Regions from separate parts of the Mus musculus genome. Here region 1 is linked to region 2. Evidence: chromatin loops called from intact Hi-C (ENCODE). Cell type or tissue: heart. All regions are shown on one strand. Links, peaks and the distances in the headings refer to the core of each region. The heading gives the core; the rest is flanking DNA.

Region 1 (10,782 bases), core at 885-8,884, 49 kb after region 2:
CAGCCCTTCGCTGGTTAGATGAGGTCCATCACATTAGGGAAAATCTATTTTACTCAACCTACCAACTCACATGTTAATTTCATCCAGAAATGCTCTTTTAGACACATGAGAGTAATGTTTGGCCATATTTCTGGACATCCCATAGTCTAGTGATGCAAAATGTAGTTGACCTGGCATACACACACACACACACACACACACACACACACACACACACTGAAAGTGGAATGGAGACTAGTTGAGAAGAGGAAGGGGACTAGATAAAGTAGATAGGACTAGTTGAGAAGACAAAGGAAACTAGTTAGAGTAGGTGGGAGACAGGAGAGGGTAAAGGGGGTGAACATGATAGAAAAGTACTATCTATATGTTTGAAAATGTTATGATGAAGCCTAGTATTATCTATAATGAATATAAACTAATAAGAACATAAAAATTAAACCTGCAAAGTGAACTATTAGTGTCTATGAATAGTGTCAAAATATTTGTTAGAATTTAATTTCCACATATTTGTTTGGTTATTGATTGTATGATAGACATGACCATGCTTTCAGAACTTAGCAGAAGGCAAAGCATGAGAAAGTTACAGTACATTATAAAGTAATAATATTTATAATAAATAAATGGGATGTTCTTTTTTTCAAAGAATTATATAAATCTCTAGATCTCCTTTGTCTTGTGTCATAACCCCAGAGTATATGCCACCCACTGCCATCAAGAAGTGGCATGGTGGTCCTCTCATAGTTCTATAAAAGGTGCTACCTCCCATGCCTCGAAGGTGCTGACATTTAAATAAACTCTCAACAGGTCACCGGGTTTCACAAGGACCACTTAGGCAGGGGTTTGTGCTTTTGTGACAGGACACAAGGATCCAGCGAGTTTTTCTTACTATCAGTTCCATCTAACCTGCCTCGTCTCAGAGGAACACTGGATCGGACTCATCTCAATAAAATGCTTTTTTTCTTCCTTTAGTTCCTTGGGTGGTCTGGAACTTACTATGCAGACCAGGCTGGTCTGGAACTCAGAGAATCACTTGCCTCTGTCACACTAGTGCTGGGGTTAAAATTGTTCTGTTTCAGTGTCTCGCGTCAGTCGAGACTACGACTAAGCAAAAGCTGTCAACATCCGTCTGGCCTAGCTGGTAAGATTACACGGCTCTTAGTGAAAGACCCACAACGTGAGGACTCCCCCATGTTCTGACTCAGGAGAGGCGACACCCCAAAATCATCCACAAGAAACGATCTTGCTGCAAACTGCAAGAGGATTTTTTATTCAAGAGCGCTCTCGGGCCCATGGTCATACACCACGCAGGGGTAGAGGACCATGGCGCCCCGAGTAGCTGGATAAGGGGGTATTTAAAGGAAGAAACCACAACTCAAGGAAGTGGGGAGGGCGTTGTGTGTGTGTGTGGGATACCAAAGATACCAGTTAAGAGTCACAAGGAAGTGCAAAGTCACATTATTCAGGTTATCTTTTAAGACAGTTTCTAAGAGCCCCTAACAATAGCACCTTTGCAAAGCGGGTTCCAGCAATGGTCAGGGTGGGTCAGGGTGACTTTCTTTGAATGAATACTCCTTGAACCCAGGAAGTGGGTGGGTGGAGGAATGTCGCTATCTGTTTTATGATTAGCATACCTTGGAGCACTGAGTTTACTACTCTTTCATTAGCACAGGAAAATAGTGTTGGGGTGTGCAGAACATCCTGCGTATGGGACTCCTTCTTGTGGGGTTGGCTTATGAAAGGTGTAGCTCCTACAATCTCTAGTCCAATAGACCAGGAGGCAAAACCTGCTACAATGGTCTTTATTCTGTGATAAACTTTCTCTTTGCTCAGTGGCTAGTCCAAAAGAAAGGTGTCAGATGACTTGAGGTCTGAGATAGCTAGCCTTGTCTAGAAGTTTTATCCACAGCAATATAAACAAAACAAGACATACCTAATACACAATAACAAAACCCTAAAACAAAAGACTGGCTTTCCTTAGATTCTGTGGCCATTCCTGCTGCTGCTGTCCCCTGTGACTTGGAAGCAGATTTCCTATTCCATTGTTCTTCTATTCTCCCTCTTCTTGGTGGCTACCTGTTGCAGTGCGGCTTAACTGCTCTACACCGTGCCCGAGACTCTTTCCCTGAGCCTAACCATCCGGCTTCTCACCATTCAGCTCATTCTCCTTTCTAGCTTACACCAGCCATTTGGGCTGATGAAATCTTTAGCTTTTCCCAGCCAGACTCTGTGCAGCTAGCTAAAATGACCTTGAACCTATCATCCTGCTTCTACTTCCTGAAAGTGGGGATTGCAGGCCCGAGCTAACTTGGCTTGGCTTCTGTGGTGTTGGGGATGGAAGGCAAGGCTTTGTGCGTGCCAGGGAAGCTCTTTACTACCTGAGATCCATCCAATCCTGCTTCTCTGATCCAATTTTAAAACCTGTCACTTCACCACTGCTAACTCTGGAGGCAGCACATTCCTTTTATGGTGATTTAGAAAACTAGATGTAATTGCTTCATAATGATTTTCTTCCTAGACTTCCTGTTCAGCTCAAAATTTTGTTATCCTCAGGTGTTCACAGCAAGTTGCTAAGGAAAACGCAAAATCTGCCACTAACACAAATAGCCTCTCACAGGAATTTTGGAGTTGATTTTGTTTTAGATAATCTGTCATTAATTGTGTCTCCCCCTCACCACTCCCTCCCACTCTCCCCCCCCCCCATTTCAAGGGTAAACAAGAATTCACTGAGAAATCAGGTGATTAAACTCCAGGTGGGCACTCCTCACAGCTGGGGTGAGTAGCTATTATAATAAGTCACAGAGCTTCAAATGAAAAGCCCTTAAAAACTCTTTAAATAATAAAGCATTTAAGAGTTTGTTGGAATTAAGAAAAAAAAATACATGAAAATACTTCATCAGAAGGAATGAAAAGTTGTTGCCCTCACTGCCTTTCAACATACAGTCAACGATGAGCCCACCACGCTCCAACAGAGAGTACGCTCCAACAGAGAGTACCAAACTCTCGGTCACACAGACAACCGTGCTTTAAAAATCCCTGAACGAAACAAAGGGGCCTGGACATAGGAAAGTGACTTGTTGCAGAGCTGCAGAGCCGGGTGGGGACTGTACAGGAAGGAAGGCGGTAAGGGGGAGGGAGGGTTGAGAGTCATCAAAATGTGTTGTATGTGGGTATGGAACTGTTGAAAAGCAAATTTAGCCAATAAAAAACAAGAGTACACACAAAAATAAAAAGTATTTTCATCATCATGAGAAAAAGTGCAAAGAATTAATTATCCTTGTAAAATTGGAAAATGTTTCATTCGCTAACAATAAAAAATGGCTTTTGCTGGCATTGTTTTTGTTTTAGGAGTAAAAAAAATAATGTAATCCTTATAGAGTCTTACAGGCAAGTAAACTTGTGAGACTTAATTGGACACGAAGTAAATGTGAAAGCTAAATGTGGTTTGGACAGTGCTACACACGCACAACTCTCCTGGTGTAATTTGCATGAAAAGGAAATCAAAGAGCGAGAACTCTCAGGCTGATCGGCTGTGAAGGACTTAATTCAAAACAGTTTTCTGCTTGAAAAAAAGTGATTTATTTTAAATGTACTTTTGAAAAACAAAAGCCTTACTGGTAACCACCATTTTAGGTGTATTATCTCAATGTGGGATTTCAGTAAAAGGTCAAATCTTATAGAAGTATTTTTGGTCTGACTCAGTCCTGATCACAGATAAATTTTATCAAGAAAATGAAACGAGTTGAGCATTTTAAAACCCGGAGAGAGAGCTTGTTTAAAGAGGCAGCACTTCCCCCTCCCTGCCCCCGCCACAATAAAGACTCTAAGGAGAGAACTTTGGTTGAGAAAAATCTAAAATGAACACATTTAGATGCTCCTGTGCAAGTTTTCTGCACACAGGTTAGAATGGTAGTCGGGCTGCTTTGGAGCAAACAAGGCACAGTTGCTGTTTTGTTTTGTTTCAGTTCAATAGGCAAATTGAACTTCCTGCTTTATAACTGCCCTTGATTAAAGTGCTCTATTTTATCCCAGAAGTGCAAGTGGGGAGCTTTAACTTCAGTTTAAACCTTGTTTAACAGTCCCCAGCCCACTTCCCGAGGAACTCCCTGTGGACCATTCTCATTTTTTTTTTTCCAGGATCTAGTATGACTTCTGTATTTGTCATTGGCTAGGGAGCATTCCCAAGCCTGGCCTTGCTGGCAGCTCCCTGGGCTGATGTCCTGACTCACTGTGGGAGAAGACTCTGTCATCCTTGCCAAAAAGGAAGCCCTGACCTGACCAGCCCCTTACTCATTAACCTCAGCTAGTCCAGAGGTTGGAATGAGGGAGCGAAGGAAGCTACCGTAGATCTGTGGATTAAACTGTGCACCAAGGAAAGAGCAAGCAAGCCTCAAGTCCTTGAAAAGGCCCGCTTGCAGGGAGTTGGCGGTGGGGTCGGGGTGGGGTAGTGCAAAGCAGCCTAACTCAGAAGCTCACCAGCCTACAGTAGGGTCAAGCCTTGGTTCACACAGGAACTTCAAGTTCAGGCTATGGTGGCTTGGTGTTGCTGCTTGTTATTGCCCCACTGATTGGGAGCTGCTGTGGCAGATACGGCCTCACTTCCAGATAGAGGCTAGACTTCATATGGCTAGGCTAGGAAAGGACTCAGATTTAACAATCAAAATATTGAATGCACGCCACATTCTCCCCAATCTACTGTTGAAAAATCGCAAGCCAAACCACTGTTTAATGTGTCCAGCAGTGAGAGCCTGTGTGGGTCAAGCTTCCTGGTCTCCAACTCATTTCCTATTCCTATAGAAGCTGTACAGTCCGCTGGAGGTGCAGAGGTAGTACAACCTCCAGGCTTGAGACCTGTTTGTACGCTCAGCAAGAATCTGCCTGAGAGAAGAGAGTTGACTCCAGGCAATTTTCATTTTTCTACCTTCCCTCTGACAAAACCCCATCTTGACTCCTGCGCCTTTAACAGCTCTTTGCTGTGTAAACTCTGGTGAGCACTACTGACCTGAACAGGGCTAGATTCTGCTGCTAGCTTGTGTCTGCTTTTCCTTACAGAGAACACTCAGATTTGGTTCATATATTGGCAGCAACATGTCCAGCCTGGACAGTGACAGTATTCTAGGCCAACTGGGATCTGTCACCGAAGATAAGGATAGTGAGTTTGAAGCTAGGTATGGGTGGTGCTTTGAATATGCTTGGCCCGGGGAGTGGCACTATTTGGAGGTGTGGCCTTGTTGGAGTGGGTGTGGCCTTGTTGGGAGAATTGTGTCACTGTGAGTGTGGACTTTTATTTTTTCTTTTTTTGGTTTTTTGAGACAGGGTTTCTCTGTGTAGCCCTGGCTGTCCTGACAGGGTTTCTCTGTGTAGCCCTGGCTGTCCTGGAACTCACTCTGTAGAACAGGCTGGCCTTGAAATCAGAAATCCGCCTACCTCTGCCTCTCAAGTGCTGGGATTAAAGGCGTGTGCCACCACTGCCCGGTGAGTGTGGACTTTAAGACCCTTGTCTTAGCTGCCTGGAAGCCTGTTTGACTGTGGAACAAGATGTAGCACTCTCAGCTCCTCTAGCCCCACATTTGCTTGGATGCTGCCATGCTCCAGCCTTGATGATAATGGACTGAACTTCTGAAACTGTAGGCCAGCCCCAATTAAATGTTGTCCTTTTAAGAGTTGCCTTGGTCATGGTATCTGTTCACAACAGTACATCCCTAACTAAGACAGCATGACTGAGAAACCCAGTTCTGATCAGTGAGACCTGAGCAGAAGTCTGCTGGGAAGAAGGGGGTGGGGAGGAACAGGAGAAGGCAGATTTGCAAGAAAGCTTTTGTGCTCCTGATGGCAGATGAAAGGGTGCCCAAAACACTGTGCTCTTGACCCTTCATCTTTGCTTGATTACAAATGTAACCTAGAGCTGGGTCAGCCGCTTGTGACCATGAAGTTATAAGCCCAATTGCTTACTCTGTGAAGGTAATAACCCTTTACCTGCATGAGCCACCACCAGTGGAGGATTCTATCATTTGACTCAAGATTCTTAATGGATGTGTGTGAAGAAAATGCTTTTAAAGTTTTTTTTTTTAACCTATTTTATATTTATCCTGAATCTTTAAGGTAGGAAGTGGTGGTAAAGATTATAGTCTGCATGGGTTAAACACATTGGTGATTAACTCTGAGTCACCAAGAACACATCAGTGTAGCATTAAGGAAGAAATGACTCCAGTGTGTCTCCCTGGAGTCATTTAACCAAGAATGAGTCCAGATTTGAATTATCTACTTTATGTTTGCTGTGTCTTCGCTCCACTGTCTGTTGTACAGTCTGAATCTGTACTTGCCTGGATCTTGTGAATCTGTCCCTGTGTCTGTGTTAATGTCTGTCTATGTGTAACTGTATGTGTGTGTGTCTGTCTGTCTGTCCCTCACAAAGGGATTTGCTTTGTATTTGTTGGACAGCACAGAGAACATCACATGGGGGAAGGGCTGAGGAATACTTCATAGAAATCTTTAACAGAGTTTATAAAGGACTGAGTCAGGGACTCCAACTGGCCCCAACTGACCAAGATAACAAACAGTATTACAAACACCATTGTTTACCAACCAATATAAATATATACGTTATGTTCAACATTTGTGGTGGAGCTTCACTTTAGAAGATTGTTTTCAACATCTGTGTTTGCTGCTTTCAGCAAATGCTACCCGTGACTGTTCTGGGTCAGGGACATGAAAGAGCACCTAACTTTAGATTGCAGCTATGCATTAGCTTAGGTTGTAAAACTTGATTGCATGGTAAATCCAAGGCAAATGAGTTTGGTGGTTATATTGTGCTCTTAAAGGCAAGTTAAGCAGGCCGAGTGCACAGTAGGATATCAATCTTAAGTCTTAAGTGACTTCAAGGCGTATCATTAATTCTGGCTGTTTGGTCCAGTAGAATTTCTAGTCTCTTACAATGAAAGAGATATTTTCAGAATATTGCATAATCATAGTAACTGATACTTGATCATTAAACATATTTTCAATACATGGCTAAGATGGCAACTTGGGGGAATGAATGGGTTCATAGGCAGTGGCATCGTCTAAATGACTCACACAGCTTGCTAGAGCTCATTGTTAATTGGGCAGATTTGTAGGTCAGTTGCTAAACTCAGCACTTCATCATTGCGGATGCAGTTACAGAAGCCTACGTCATGCAGAAGGTAACGCTACCCACCTATCTGGCTGCAGTTTACCATCAGTATGCAACTGGAGAGTGTGCCCTAAGAAGGGAGACTGTAAGTGCTGTGGACGCCATGGGATGAACTGGAAAAGCACTGCCACTTTGTATTGGGTTTTCTACTCTTCATATATCAGCACTCTGGCTGAATTAAAGAAAGAAGCTTGAATTCTTTTAGGTGATTGTCTTAGTCAGGGTTTCTATTCCTGCACAAACATCATGACCAAGAAGCAGTTGGGGAGGAAAGGGTTTATTCAGCTTACACTGAATATTACACTTCCATACTGCTGTTCATCACTAAGGAAGTCAGGACTGGCACTCAAGCAGGTCAGGAAGCAGGAGCTGATGCAGAGGCCAAGGAGGGATGTTCCTTACTGGCTTGCCTCCCCTGGCTTGCTCAGCCTGCTCTCTTATAGAACCAAGACTACCAGCCCAAAGATGGCACCAACCACAAGGGGACCTCCCCCCTTGATCACTAATTGAGAAAATGCCTTACAGTTGTATCTCATGGAGGCATTTCCCCAACTGGAGCTCCTTTCTCTGTGATAACTCCAGCCTATGTCAAGTTGACACAAAACTAGCCAGTACAGTGATTGAAGTGAAAAGATAGCAAAATGAAATGGACTTTTACTCTGTAAAAGCATACCGCTGATGACATACTGCTGCACACACACACACACAGTGTCAACTAGTTTGTGGTGGTTTGAATGAGAATGGCTCCCACATTTGCTTATATTTGCATATATTTGCATGCTCATCCTCAGTTGAATTATTTGGAAAAATTGGGAGATGTGGTCTTGTTGGGGGAGGTGTGTTGCTGTGGGGTGGAAGTGGGCTTTGAGGTTTCAAAAGCCACGCCAGGCCAAGTCAGGCCAGACCCAATCTCTCTCTCTCTCTCTCTCTCTGCTGCCTGCAGATCATGATATAAAGCTCTCAGCTATTGCTCTAGCCTGTGCTTGTCCATTTTCCACAATGATGATCATGGGCTAACAAGAGCAGTAACAGAGAAACTAAAACGTAATTAAAGTGTACACCTATTTGCACACACTGTGAGCCAGGCAACAAAGACCATCACTACTCTGCTGCACCCACCGCTTCCTCAGGCCCCTGACACCTCTGTCTGCTATGTCTTCAGTATTTTTATTCAAGTTGTTCTTTGCTGTCCTCACCAGCGACCTAAGAGATGGTCTAACTTCCTTAGGCTCATGCAAGAATTTACCCGTACTTTCCTTCCTTCATGTCACAAATAACAGTTCCAGGTGTGGTAGCACACTTCTGTAATTTCACCACTTGGGAGGCTGAGGCAGGAGGACTGCAAATTGGAGACCAGGCCAGGCTACAGAGTGAGATCATGTTTCTAAAAAGAAACATTATCAGTAACAACAACAATAAAACAAGCAATGCTATTTTTACTTGTTTTAAAAAGCAACAACCACTACTACTACTACTTTCTCCTCCTCCTCCTCCTCCTCCTCCTCCTCCTCCTCCTCCTCCTTCCCCCCTCCTCCTCCCTCTCCCCACCTCCTCCTTCTTTTTTGGTGTTACCAAGGGGTTTATTAGAACAAAGAGGCATTCTGCTTGAATCTGTAAAAACAGTTCCAAGATTTATTTATTTTATATATATGAGTACACTATAGCTCTCTTCAGACACCCCAGAAGAGGGCATCAGATCCCATTACAGATGGTTGTGAGCCACCATGCGGTTGCTGGACTCAGGACCTTTGGAAGAACAATCAGTGCTCTTAACCACTGAGCCATCTCTTCAGCCACCCCTCATCCCCTTTTTATTAACTCAGCCATTTTGGGGAACCCAGGGGTTCTAAGGGTCATGGTGGCTAAGATGGAGGAAGACAACGTGTTTTTTTCAGTGGCACCATGGCTGAAGAGTATGGTCCTGCTGGACTGAATCACCTCCCAGACAAGTACAGGGTCTGGCTTGTGTGACTCTTGACTGGCAATCAACAGGTTCTTCCTACCTGCCATTAGCTGTTCTTCTCTACTTAGTTCCAACCAATCTAGCACACTTATTAAAAGTTCAAACCAGCACTAGCATCAACATTATGGACATTGCTTGAAATTTTTGGCCTAGAGGATTTTTACTAATTTAAATCAGTAGCCTGGGGATCAATGGGAGAGAGTTCATTGTGTGGGCATCCCGCCAAAGGAACTCATGGGGAATTTTCCCGGCATTTCCTCTCGCCACAGGTATGGAAGGAAGAAGCGCCTAGAAGAATTGATAAAGAAAGGCAGGGCACAGAGGGAGGCGGAGAGGTGGGGTCGTCTGATGAGGCAAGAAGTGAGGGCATCTGAGGAGGCCGAGATGTGGTTGACGGAGCATGTGTAGTCTGACAGCTGGAGTTTCAGGTCTATGTTTAATTGTCTTCTGAGGCTCTGTTGAGAGGCAAGTACCAACCTGGGACTATGACCAGGACAGATCATCCCAGCTCCTGATGTGGCCGTTTTCTGCACGTTTCCTTAGCTGTGAATTTGGCAGGTAGTGATATGGCTTTTGTGAGCACGGTTGTATGATGCTATTGATGTTTATGTAGGATGTGGACTCAGGCACAGGATGCTGCTAAAGATGTTAGCTATTTGGAAGAGAGGAAAACAGGCTAGCTAAGCAGCCTCCATGACACGCCCGGGTCTGCGGTGGGCCCTGCTGAGCAGGAGTGAGACCTACCACTTAGAAATCTTGGACGGAGATTGGACATTTCTGAGGTCCTGTATGAAATTCACCCCTTCAGGTAATCTCTTTGAGTGATCACTGCTAGTGAAGCAGTTGGGAGGAAGCCTCTGGCTTCCATGACTAAGGTGATGCTGCGCTGCGCTGGACTCTGCCATCTGTTATCCAGTTGGCCCCATCTGTATGTTGCACATCAGCAGATTCACCAAAAACAAATAGGAAATATTTTGGGGCAGAAAACTGTGCCTGTGCAAAAAAAAAAAAGGACAGACTTTTTCTTGTCACTAATCCTAAACAATACAGATACAGTAACAGCTATTCAAATTTATCTGAGGATTATAAATCATCTAGAGATGATTTAAGGTGTGGAAGAAGGTATATGTGCAGAGTCTAACTACTGTGGGAACGTTAGCATTTGTTGATATGCAGCACTCTCTCTCTCTCTCTCTCTCTCACACACACACACACACACACACACACACACACACACACACACACACACATTAAAAAGACACTTGGAATCAGACCAAAGTGGTATTTTTAGGTTTTCTTAGTTATGCAAATCAGCTGTCATTCACATGGGGGCACCAGGGGTCCCCAGGAGGGGCTGGTCAGTCTGAGCTACTCAGGCCTGCTTTGAGCATCTGGGTGGAGACATCTGTATCTCACAGGGGCTTCTGTGTGACAGTCTATTTCTGCTGAGGTAATGATACTCACTTCCCTTAAGAGGCTTCCCGAGTGGGTGTGGACAGTGGCTTCCCCTCATCTGAGGCAAAGGACGCAGCTCCTTTTTGCCTGCATTTTTCCATTTATAAAAGGAGAGTGACAACAACCTTTTCCAGTTGTTGGAGACTTGAAATGAGGTCATACTTAGAAGTGCTGAGTCATGAAAGTGCCCAGTTGA
Region 2 (10,782 bases), core at 1,316-9,315:
CTTCCTAGCCGCGGAGAGGAGGGAAGGGAATCAAAACGAAACCACTTCAGGCGCATCAGTCACAGCCACTTCCCTAAGGGCAGCGGTGGCAGACCTAAGTGTAGGGTCGCAAACATTGGCCGAGATGGGGGTGGGGGTGGGGGGAGCTGTTCCCGAAGGAAGCCCAGGAGTTGCCAGGATCTGTCCTAGGTTGCGAAGGGTCCCCCTCCCCCCAAACTCCCATCTCCGGAAAAGTGCATATGGATAGTACATCAATCTTGCATGGAGAGTTTGGTCTGGGTCTCGAAGTTGAAGACTGAGACCCTGCAGAAGTAAAGGAGTGTGACACGAACGAGTTTGGCTTCTAGTGGCAGATGTCTTAGCAGGGTCTCAGGCAGGAACGCAGGCGAGGGTGCGCAAAGGCCTCTTGGGACTCGAGGCCCACGGAATTCTTGCCCGGCTGAAACTGGATAAGCATCCCGCCCACACGCAAATAACCAAAGTTCTATACAATTTAAAAGACTTCACGAAACTAGTGGTATCCCTCTTCCCTCATAGGAGTCATTGCAGTGACAAAGGCGGCCTCCGGCAGGTTTCAAAGAGACGGGTGGGCCGACTTTAGCAGTTCAGGGAAGGCATCTTACGAGGTGAAGGTAACCAAACACAACTGGGGCGCTCAGGAATGGCAGCTGGTGTCAATCTAGTCAGCTAAAACGTGTCCTCGCTTCCCCTTCTTCCCCCACAGAGAAACAACACTGACTTGAAACAGCTTCCACCCTCACCCCACCCCCATACTTTCTTTACCACACACTTTATTCTGTTTAGTAACACCTTTGTTGCAGCAGTATCTGTAGGTCTGGGCAAGTGTGAGAAAGACCTGCAGGGTCTCGGGGAGTTGAAAGTGGAAACCGTTTGCTGGAGTGCTCGCCCTGCTCACCCACACCTGACTAAGGACTTAGCAGACAGCCATTACCCTTCCAGCTGCTCAGAGGCGCTTTGCTTTTGCACTGAGGTCATTCGCTCTGTAAAACCCAAGACTAGGAGTCCTGTATGTATTTGCATTGTTCAGACTCAGCTTCGCCAATAATTTAACCACAGGACTCAAAAAAAAAAAAAATGGCCTTGCCTTTCATAAGTTCTCTTGGTCGAAACCTGGAAAGGCAGATATTTCTACCCCCGGAACCCTCTTGGTAAACATCAGAAAGCCCTAACTGAAAGGGAAGGCCCACTTTATCCTCTTTCCCCTCTATATGAGTGAGGCAAGCTACCTAGGAAATAGACCCTGACGCTCTCTTTTTAGCTTTCCCCCATTTCTTAAAAAAATAAAATTACCCAGCACAAAAGCTAGTTTTGACTCAAGAGATTATAAAAGGTCTGCGTTTACCAAGTTCGACCTTTGGTCTTATTATATGGCTAGTTTTCTCACTCTTGCAAATGACGTGTTTTCGTGATCGGGTTCCATGGGGTGTTGCTGTTAAAGTGGGCGTCTGTGATTGTGAAGTTGGTCTTGCCCTCCATTCTTTCTAAACAAAAAGCACGCGCTTAAAAAAAAATCCACACTCTACGTTCTTTAGTTTAAAAAAAATCCATGCATTCATAACTAATGTTTTGCCTGAGCTAAAGTTAAGACTTAAATGCTCAAACTGCCATCCTTTGCGCTCGCCACTGAAACCCGAGTCAGACACCTTGGTGTGGAGTCCAGTTTGGAAATAAATCCACGCCTTTCGAGGTGAAATGGGAGCATGGCCCAAGCGATGCATCTGGCTTTAGATTTTATGAGGAATATGGTCTGGAAAAGGGAGCGCCTGTTTTAGCCGGCTGCGTGCCCTGGTAGAGTCCTCCTGGAATTCCTCCTGCAAACAGCGCGTCTGGCCTCGACCCACAGGGCCTCAGGCGACCTCTGGGCGCCGAGCTTTTGAGTTAACCCTCCAGCATCGAGCTCTCCCCGGCCTCAGCTGAGGTCGCTAAGCTGCGGCTGACTTCAACCAAAAGGAGAAAGTTTAAGGTTGTAGATCAGATGTCCTGAAGTTGGAGAAAGGGACAAGAGACTGCCTTCGCGGTTAGTTACTAAAAACCTCGGACACCTCGTGCTGGCTGCGAGGCGAAGAAAACTCCCTTGGGGGAAACACTAGTGTACCCAAGACTGTGCCAAACACTCCACAAGTCCCCAGGTAGCGTTCCACCCCCGCCCACCACCGGGTTCTTTCACAATCCAGCGGGTTTCTGGCGAGGGTTCGGCGTGGGTTAGGGGCTGCAAAGAGGTACAGGAGCCGAACCTCCTCCGTTTTCCGCCCACTCAGTCCAGGAAACCTTGAAGCGGGGAAAAAAAAAAAAAAAAAAGGCGCGACGCGGTGGGGTGTGGGGACGCTGACACAGTTCACAAGATGTCCGGGTAGGGTCCTGGGGGTCGGGGCGGGTGCGTTCAGCAGGGAGCAAGCGGAGGCTGCAGGTCAGAGTGTCTGCTACGGGGGGGGGGGGGGGGGGAGGGGCGGGGGAATGCTTCCAAAGAAAACGAGGGTAAGTAAAGAAAGGGGCCCGCAGCAGGGAGCTCCTGAACTCAGTGTCCGGGGAGTGCCTGGGCACTGACTCGCTCCGAGGGAAGAGACTCCCAAGTGGGCTTCTCCCTGAGCGGGGCTGGACCGGTGCCGAGCCGCGGGGCACTGAGGTCGCCAAGTCGCCTTCAAAGCCGGCGGAGGCGCGTCCCCATTCAAGGCTGGGGAGAGGGAGGTTCGTCGAAAGTAGCGCCTCTCGCCTCGCGCTCCTGTGACACCCGGAGAGGCAAGGGAGCCTCGGCCACCAGAAGCCCAGTTGAAAACCACCCAGTTTCCCAAGTTTCTAAAGTGAAAATCCACACAGAACTACGCCCATTTCCCCTTCCCGAAGAAAACCAAAGCAAGTCTAAAGCCAGGCCTCCGAACTGAACTCTGTGTCCCCCATCGCGCTTGCCCAGGCGTGGGCTGCAGGGCGCTACTCCTCAGGCTGCTGGGCGTGGGGTGCGTTGGGTGTAAGGCTGTTCACCTCCCGGCAATCACAGCAGGAAATGCTTCGCCTGGCTTTCGATCACCCAGTCAAAACATTTGGTTGTATCTCGAAATAACTTTTTTGAGAATCTGGAAAAACAAACAAACCCCCCACCCCAGCACAAATAGAATAACTAATAGACTTCCATCAGACAACCATTTATTCCCAATTATAGTGAGACCTCCCCCCATCCCATTAATTAAAAGAGCTGAAAATGTGGAGATTTGACTGCTTCCCACAGTTTCTGGCCGCTGTTCCTTGTTCTCACCTGATTCTCTTCTCTCCCCCTCCCCTTTCTTCACGATTACTTTCTGTCTTATTTTTCTTTTTCAGGTGCTTGCTTCAATCATATCTCCTACAACAATGCATAGCCCTCTCACCTTAGCCTCTACGCCGCAGTTTACATACCCTCGCAAAAACAACTAGTTTTTAGTTCCTTTTAATGTACAGCCACGGTTAATTGTGCATTGTTTGTGTGTGAGCAGCGCTCTCTCTGTCTCTGTCTCTCTGTCTCTCACCCTTCCTCCTTCCGTACTTCCCTTCGCCCCCCAACAAGGACGTGTTCCTAATTACAAGCCCGGTCTCCTTCCCAATACTGATAGGGCTTTATTTTTACAGAAACTGAAAGAGTTAGGAAAAAAAATCACCATGAGCTAAGCCACAACTCCGCTTTTTTTTTTTTTTTTTTGACAAATACGAATACTAAACGGTGTAGTCCGTTTTTTGAAAAAAACAAAACAAAACCTTAAATATTACTAAGTATGGATCTTTTCATTTTCTTTGGCTGTTTTTCACTTCCAATAAGGAAGTATTAAAAACGAAATTCTTGCGAATAAAATAAAATTACGTAAGCTGTACACTTTAGTTTGGAGGAAGAAGATGGACATTTCAGGCTTTTTAAAAAAAGATCTTTTACGGATAGGCAGTTATTAATGTGAAATAAAATGTTTAAGCTAGTCTTATCCGGTGCCTGCACGTAGTAGGTGCTTCCCTAGAATTTTCCTTACCTCCTTTCACTTCTTCCTGCATTTAAAAATGTTGGCAGAAGATACAGACTTAACTGCGTCTAAGGAAATTATGTTAAACTTTGCTTCTGGTTAAGGTAATCTCCGCTCACATAAAAACTCAGAAAATTTACCCAGGGAACTTTAATAAGATATTAAAACTTAATGGAAATAGCTAGGCAGAATAAAAGTACTGTGATTACATACATATAAATCTGAAACACATTAAATTAATTGGAGTTTTTCAGTGACTGTAATAGTAACTATTACCCTTTGATTCCCTTTACCTATTTCTTTAGTAAGAACGAAATTTGTGGGTTGTTACTCATTTCTAACATCTCTGGTGGAGCCGCCTCTGCCCACTGCTGACCTATCTTGACCTTGTATCGATCAGAGCGCAATTTGTATTTCTAAGCAATTTGGCCGATTTTCTTTTTGATAGAGGTTTAAGTGCATTTTTAAAAGCATAAAATCGGAAACTGGAGAAAGCGTTTAACACCCACAAGCTGGAAAAACCCACCTACGCCCTCCTCCTGTCCTGGGTGTGGAGACACTGGAGGCTGAGAGCTGGCTGGAGCCACTTTGTGACATTGCTCAGCGGTCACCTAGTCCTGGATTCTTTTCTTTGTGGCCCTTTCAACTGGGAGTAAACAGAAAGTGAGTTTCCTGGCAACTTTGCACTGCTCTCTAAATAGCAGAGAATTAACACTGCGCTCTCTCTTTCTTTCTCTCTTTCTCTCCCCCCCCCCCCCCCAAAGGACTGGGTGACTATAGCAGGTGACCTCTCACTGCAACAGGTCTCAGTTCCCTGGATTCAGGCTATCCACTCGGGAAAGAAGATTCTCACCTAATCAGTGTGGAACTCTTTTAGAGATGCGTGCTTGGATTCAGCGCATTTGTCTCCAACACTACAACAAAATTTAAGCGTCATGCGTAATAAGAACTTGGTGTCAATGTTTGCACACGGGTGCCCTTACGACATCTCTTTACATATAGAGGGACGCATTTGCAACCCTAGGACCATCTCTTTTGATGGGTTCGCTAGTTCTAGAAAAGTGTACCACACACAAGTTTTCTGCACTTATCTCCAGTCTCCATCCCAATGGTCTGCAATCCTGAGGCTCGCCCGTGACTTCTCCGGAATCCCGCGCCGGGTTCCTTCTTGCGCAGAGCGGTGAGCGCGGTGCAGAGGAGGTCATGGGAAGTTCAGAGCAGCACGTCTGCTTCGCAATTGGGGGGAAAAAACCCGAAACGCTTGAGTCATTCTGGGAGCTGTGGTCTGGGGCTCAGGCCGTAGCCCCGTCAAAGTCCTCCTTGCGGGAGAATCCTGGATCCCTGTGTCTAGTTCAAACTGGACGCAGCGCAGGGAGGGCCAGCTCACGATGACTTGCGACCCGTCACTTGGGGTCTTTGCGTCAGCGTGACCAGGATATATTCTTATTTTTGAGAACTGAGATTTGAGCTCGGCCCTGAACTCCACCGCACCCCCGCAGCCCGGATTGCCTTCGTAGAGCTTTCCCATTTGAGTACATAGGGGTCCAACTCGGTCGCGTCTGCCCGAACTGACAGTGTCCTTACCTCCCTGTTTGGCTCTTTGGGTGCTCCGCAGCCATGCAGGTATCCGGACGGAGCTAGGGGAATGAAGAAGCGACAGCCGAGAAAAACCCACGCGGGCTCCCACGCAGCGGCAAAGCCGCAGGTATTTGAGCGGCTTGGCCCGAGAGCGAGGGGCTCGCAGGGGAAACTGCTTCTCAGAGCTCAAACAATTCTGGTAAGGAGAAGGGAAGACCTCTTTTCTCTGTATCCTGCCAGTAACAGCAGAAGCACTCAGAGTGAGGGTCCCCGAAGCCCTGGAGCCACTGGGAGAAGGGAATCCTGCCTGACTCAAAGTTGCTAGACAAGGTAGTTCAGAGGCCTAGGCCTTCTAGGCACTGGAGAAGGTCTTGCCTAAGATCCCATAGGGATTACCTCAAGAGGGCTGAAGGGAAGCCTCAGACACCAGACTAAATTTAGGTAGAGAATTCACAAGGGTATTTCCAGGACACATTAACCTTTGGGCAGAAGTTAGCTCCTGTTTCTTCTTTGACTAAGCATTACCTAAGTTTCCCAAATTTGCAATCAGTGAACTTAAGGCCCATTGCCTTCTTAGTAGCCTGAGTTTGGGGCTGTCCAAATACATTTAAATTTTTGTTCTCTCCTTCTAGTGAGGCCTACATTCCCTGAGAAATACATGAAAGGGTACTCACCATTTTTTGGGAGAGAGGGTGTTGATCACATGCTGGGTCACTAGGAGAAGTTTTGCCTGTGTTGGGCAAGTGGGCTACCCTGTGGTAAGAGACTGTTATGGCCCACTTGGAAAGGAGTCCCATGTGACCCTAGGAGAAGCATGAACGTATCCATCAGACAGGACTGGCCCCCACCCTGTGTGTGTGTGTGTGTGTGTGTGTGTGTGTGTGTATGGGACATTAAGGTAGTTCTTGCCCAGTGTCAGAGGAAGGCTGGTAAAACCACCTAGAGGTGGAGAGTACAGGACCAGAGCTGAGACCAAGCTCAGATCGAAGTGTGCATTCTCCTGACTGAATATACTGTATTTAAGTTTCTTCCTGTTTCCTTTCTATTCATCCTTTGGTCAAGTGTTTGTTCTCATCCCCACTTGCCAGAAGAAGGTAATTCAGCTAACAATTATGTTGCTTATTAAGTAGCTGCTGCATGTGAAACCCAGGCTTGGGAGAGTGAACAAGACAGCTCTTGTCCCCATAGAGTTCACAAACCAGATTCTTGTTTTCTATAGAGAAACAGCGGAGACATGCTCTAATGGGGGACAGACGAGGGTGTGTGTGTGCATGGCCAGGGTGAAGTGAGGATGGCTAATTACAAGATGGTATCCTTGGAACACAGAGAGCAGAGGAACTGTGTGTGGAGCAGAGTGGAAATGTAGGAGGGGATTAGCCTGGAATCTCCCCACTGGCGTGGGAAGTGAAGCATGCAGAGCCATGGTATTGCATGGTACCCAGAGGTGTATGTCCTAATACTGTAATAAACACCATGGCCAAAAGCAACCTGGGAAGGAAAGGGTCCATTTCATCATCCATTTCATCATTGAGGGTGTAGCACATCACTGAGGAAAGACAAGGCAGGAACCGAAGGTGGGAACTGATACAGAGGAATGCTGCTGACCTGCTTGCTCCCCTTGGCTTATTCAGCATGCTTCCATATAGAACCCAGGCCCACCTAACCAGGAGCAGCACCAGCTACAAGGAGTTGGGCCCTCCATGTCAATCATTAATCAAGCAAATGCGCCACAGCCTTGCTTTGCCTACAGGCAACGCTATAGAGGTATTTTCTCAATGCCCCAATGCAGGGGAACGCCAGGGCCAAGAAGTGGGAGTGGGTGGGTAGGGGAGCAGGGTGGGGGTAGGGTATAGGGGACTTTCAGGATAGCATTTGTAATGTAGATGAAGAAAATATCTAATAAAATAAAATTGAAAAAAAAATCCCTTCTTTCCAGATAATGTCTAGGTTTGTGTCAAAAGGACAAAGATATTTGCTGGTGGGAGTGTGAGGAAGGCAGCTGGTCACCTTTCAGCAGATTAAAAAAAAAGATAGTGCACCGGAAGTGGGGGTGAGCTACTAAACCCCAAGGCTCCAGTGACTCACTTCTTCCAGGGAGGCACCTCCTCCAGGTTCAATAACCTTCCAAAGTATAGTCACAAGATGGGGAACAAGGGCCCCCCAAATGCTCGAGCATGTAGGTATAGCATGGGTATATGTCACATTCAAAACACAACATGTTCAAAAACAACCAACCAAACAACAAGACAAGATGCCTCCAAACCAAACAACCCCCAGCTTCATGGTCCCTTACAATGTTAAAAGGATGTGGTGTCATTCGCCTGCGAAGAAAGATAAGAGTCTGAGCAGATGAACAAGTAAGGAATTAACCCTGGTATGGGCAAATCTGATGGGAAGTCTCCAGAGCGGCCATGGATGACATAGGTTACAGCATATTATAAAATGTGCCGTAACAGGTGTCCAAAGTCTTTTTGGATCTAGGAATATACTGAGCTGCATCTGTCCAGGTTTTTTTTTTTTTTTTTTTTTTCCTGTTTCTCAGACCTGGAAGACATGAAGGTAACTTGTTAAAACAGCAATTCATGCCAGGCAGTAGTGGTGCTCACCTTTAATCCCAGCACTTGGGAAGCAGAGGCAGGAGGATCTCTGAGTTTGAGGCCAGCCTGGTACACAGAGATAGTTTCAGGACATCCAGGGCTACACAAAGAAACCCTGTCTTGAAAAACAAAAATAAAAATCCAAAACTGTACAATTCACATCACTCCTCTAGAGGGAAATTTACTAGAGGTGGAGCCTGGATTTTCCATTAAGAAACAAGACCCTAAATCTCGTGTCTCTTGGAGGCCAGAGGAGCGAGCGTCAGGTCCCCTGGATCTGATGTCATGGGTAGTTGTGAGCTGCTCAGTATGAATGCTGGGAACCGAACTCATCTTGGGTCCTCTGCACAGGCAATATGCTCTCTTAATTGCTGAGCCATTTTCCCCAGCCTCTTCAAATAAAACTTTGACCAAAAGGCTCGTAAGGAAGGAAGAACAGCTATAGCTGAAGGTGACCGTAAGGAAGTTGTATCATTGGCCTATGAGAGACTAGCCCTTCCTTCTTTGTATTGCAGACCTGGCACCATGTCACCACACAAGAGGCATATAGCATTTAACAACAGAATGGATAAACTAACAGAATACCATCCTTTTGAATCCACTTGTAATCAAGGAATGAAACACCAACACTTTCATCAGCTTAGATCAAAGGCAAGATAATCCCCCTGGGTGTTCATTTTCACTAACAAATTCTTGGACCACACACACTCTCATTTACTTAGACTGAAACTTAGGAGACACTTGGTTCTTATGGTCTAATTTTCTATAAGTCTTTGCCAATGCTAACTCAGGAAAAGGACTCGGGGACGAAGACTGAGAATTTGGGGAAGTTCAGGCTGGCCTTTTGAGGTGCCGGGAGTCAGGTTTCATCGCTAAGGCAAAATGGAAGAAGCCATTTCTTTGCAAGCATAACTCATGTGGCTGATTTTAAAAATTAGTTCATTTTTCACCTGCTTATGCAAATATATTTTCATTGTAAGAAGTTTGAAAAATACAGAAAGTCATAAAAAAAAGGAAATAGAATTTACTTTGGCTTTAAAATTTTGTTTTTACTCATGTGTATGTTGGTATGAGTATGTGTGCAGATGCTCAAGGTAACAAAACAGGAAACTGGGTCCCATGGAGCTGCCTAATGCAGTACAGGATCCTGGTTCACTTTTCAGAGCAGTGGGCACTTACACTGAACCAATTCCCTGGTCCCCAAGTTTGATTCTCTTACTATCTTTCCAGACCAGTTGTTCTTAACCTTCCTAATACTGCCACCTTTTAACATGTTATTCTAACTCCCAACCAAAACTTTATTTTCGCTGCTACTTCATAAGTGTAATTTTGCTACTCTTATGAATCATAATGTATGATATGTGACCCCCAAAGGGGTTTCCATGAACAGGTTGGGAACCTCTGACCTAGAGGTAATGAATGCTCTTATTGATGTCAACCCCTGGCCCCCCTGTGGTGAATCAAACTCAGGGCCACCTGCATGCTAGGTACCATCTTCTCCTTTGTATCTTAAAATAAAATATAAACAAATATATCATCCGAATGTGCTTTTTTTTTTTTTTTTTTTTTGGTTTTTCGAGACAGGGTTTCTCTGGATTGCCCTGGCTGTCCTGGAACTTACTCTGTAGACCAGGCTGGCCTCGAACTCAGAAATCCACCTGCCTCTGCCTCCCGAGTGCTGGGATTAAAGGCGTGCACCACCACACCCGGCCCTTTTTAACTTTTATAGCTTTGAATATTACTTATACCACTAAATATTGCTCAATAACATGTTTTAAAAAAAAAGCTACATGCCATAATCTAGGAAAGAAGACACCACATTTTTATTTACTTATTTTCAGACAGAGTCTCACTATGTGGCTCTGATGGCTTAGAACTTGCTAGGTAGGCCAGACTGGTCCTGACCTCACAGAGTGTTAGAATTAAAAACATGTGCCACAATATATATGTGTGTGTGTGTGTGTGTACTATACTTGGATATATATATATATGTATATATATATGTATGTATATATGTATATAAATATGTATATATGAACGTATATTTGTATATATATACACCACACTTCCATACTTGGTCTAATAAAATTCTTATTAAACATTTGGGCTACTTTCCAGCCTTTTTCTATCATAGGTAACGCTGCACTGAGTACCTGTGTGTGTCTTTGTCTGAGTACTATGGCAGGCATACTTCTTCAGACCTTTAATTCAAGGGGTCAAATTGTCTTCACGAATGGCTGCACCAAGGTAGACTGTACAACGTACGTTGAATCTCCTTCCTCGCACCTAAGCTGGCTTCCATGTGGTTGCTTCTATCGCTGCCCCGCTACCCCGTGCCCAGGCTTTGGGAACAGAGCTGAGGCTTAAAAGGCCCAGTGTAACTTTTCCAGAATTTACAGTTGAAAGTCCATCTCAGTATCTTGTTTTCCTTACAGAGCAGTGAAGTCTGGGGAGGGCTGATTGGCCTGTCTCCTGTTGTAATGCTGGCAGAGAGCTTCTGGAAAGCCTTCCTGAGCCCAGGGACTCAGCCTCTACTCCAATGGGAAGCTACCCCAGCTCACCACCAGTGTCACTGTGACCTCTACTGCCTCTGAGCAGCTAGCTGCCTC

What was found. Peaks named below come from ENCODE experiments on the same cell type or tissue, not always from the same donor. Only the 100,000 strongest peaks of a DNase experiment are listed, where the experiment ranks them.
Region 1: a loop joins it to region 2, with 4 times the contacts of the local background. A loop is called at or near these places in 6 of 42 quality-filtered maps.

Annotation. Positions count from the first base shown.
Region 1 is chr14:61,733,475-61,744,256 of GRCm38, forward strand. No RefSeq gene overlaps it. Among named protein-coding and RNA genes, the nearest start is that of Gm46480, 32 kb to the left of the region's middle. In heart, for the core only: no CTCF peak of the experiment used is centred there; DNase peaks (open chromatin) are centred at 3,087 and 4,367; H3K27ac peaks cover 384 bases.
Region 2 is chr14:61,684,324-61,695,105 of GRCm38, forward strand. It overlaps Gm35196 (a long non-coding RNA gene), which reads right to left and starts at 6,275. Exons shown (of 4, transcript XR_003951167.1): 1 at 6,251-6,275; 2 at 5,583-5,635; 3 at 4,852-5,224; 4 at 2,463-4,644. In heart, for the core only: a CTCF peak has its summit at 4,543; DNase peaks (open chromatin) are centred at 2,178 and 2,698; H3K4me3 peaks cover 3,631 bases; H3K27ac peaks cover 559 bases; H3K27me3 peaks cover 3,538 bases.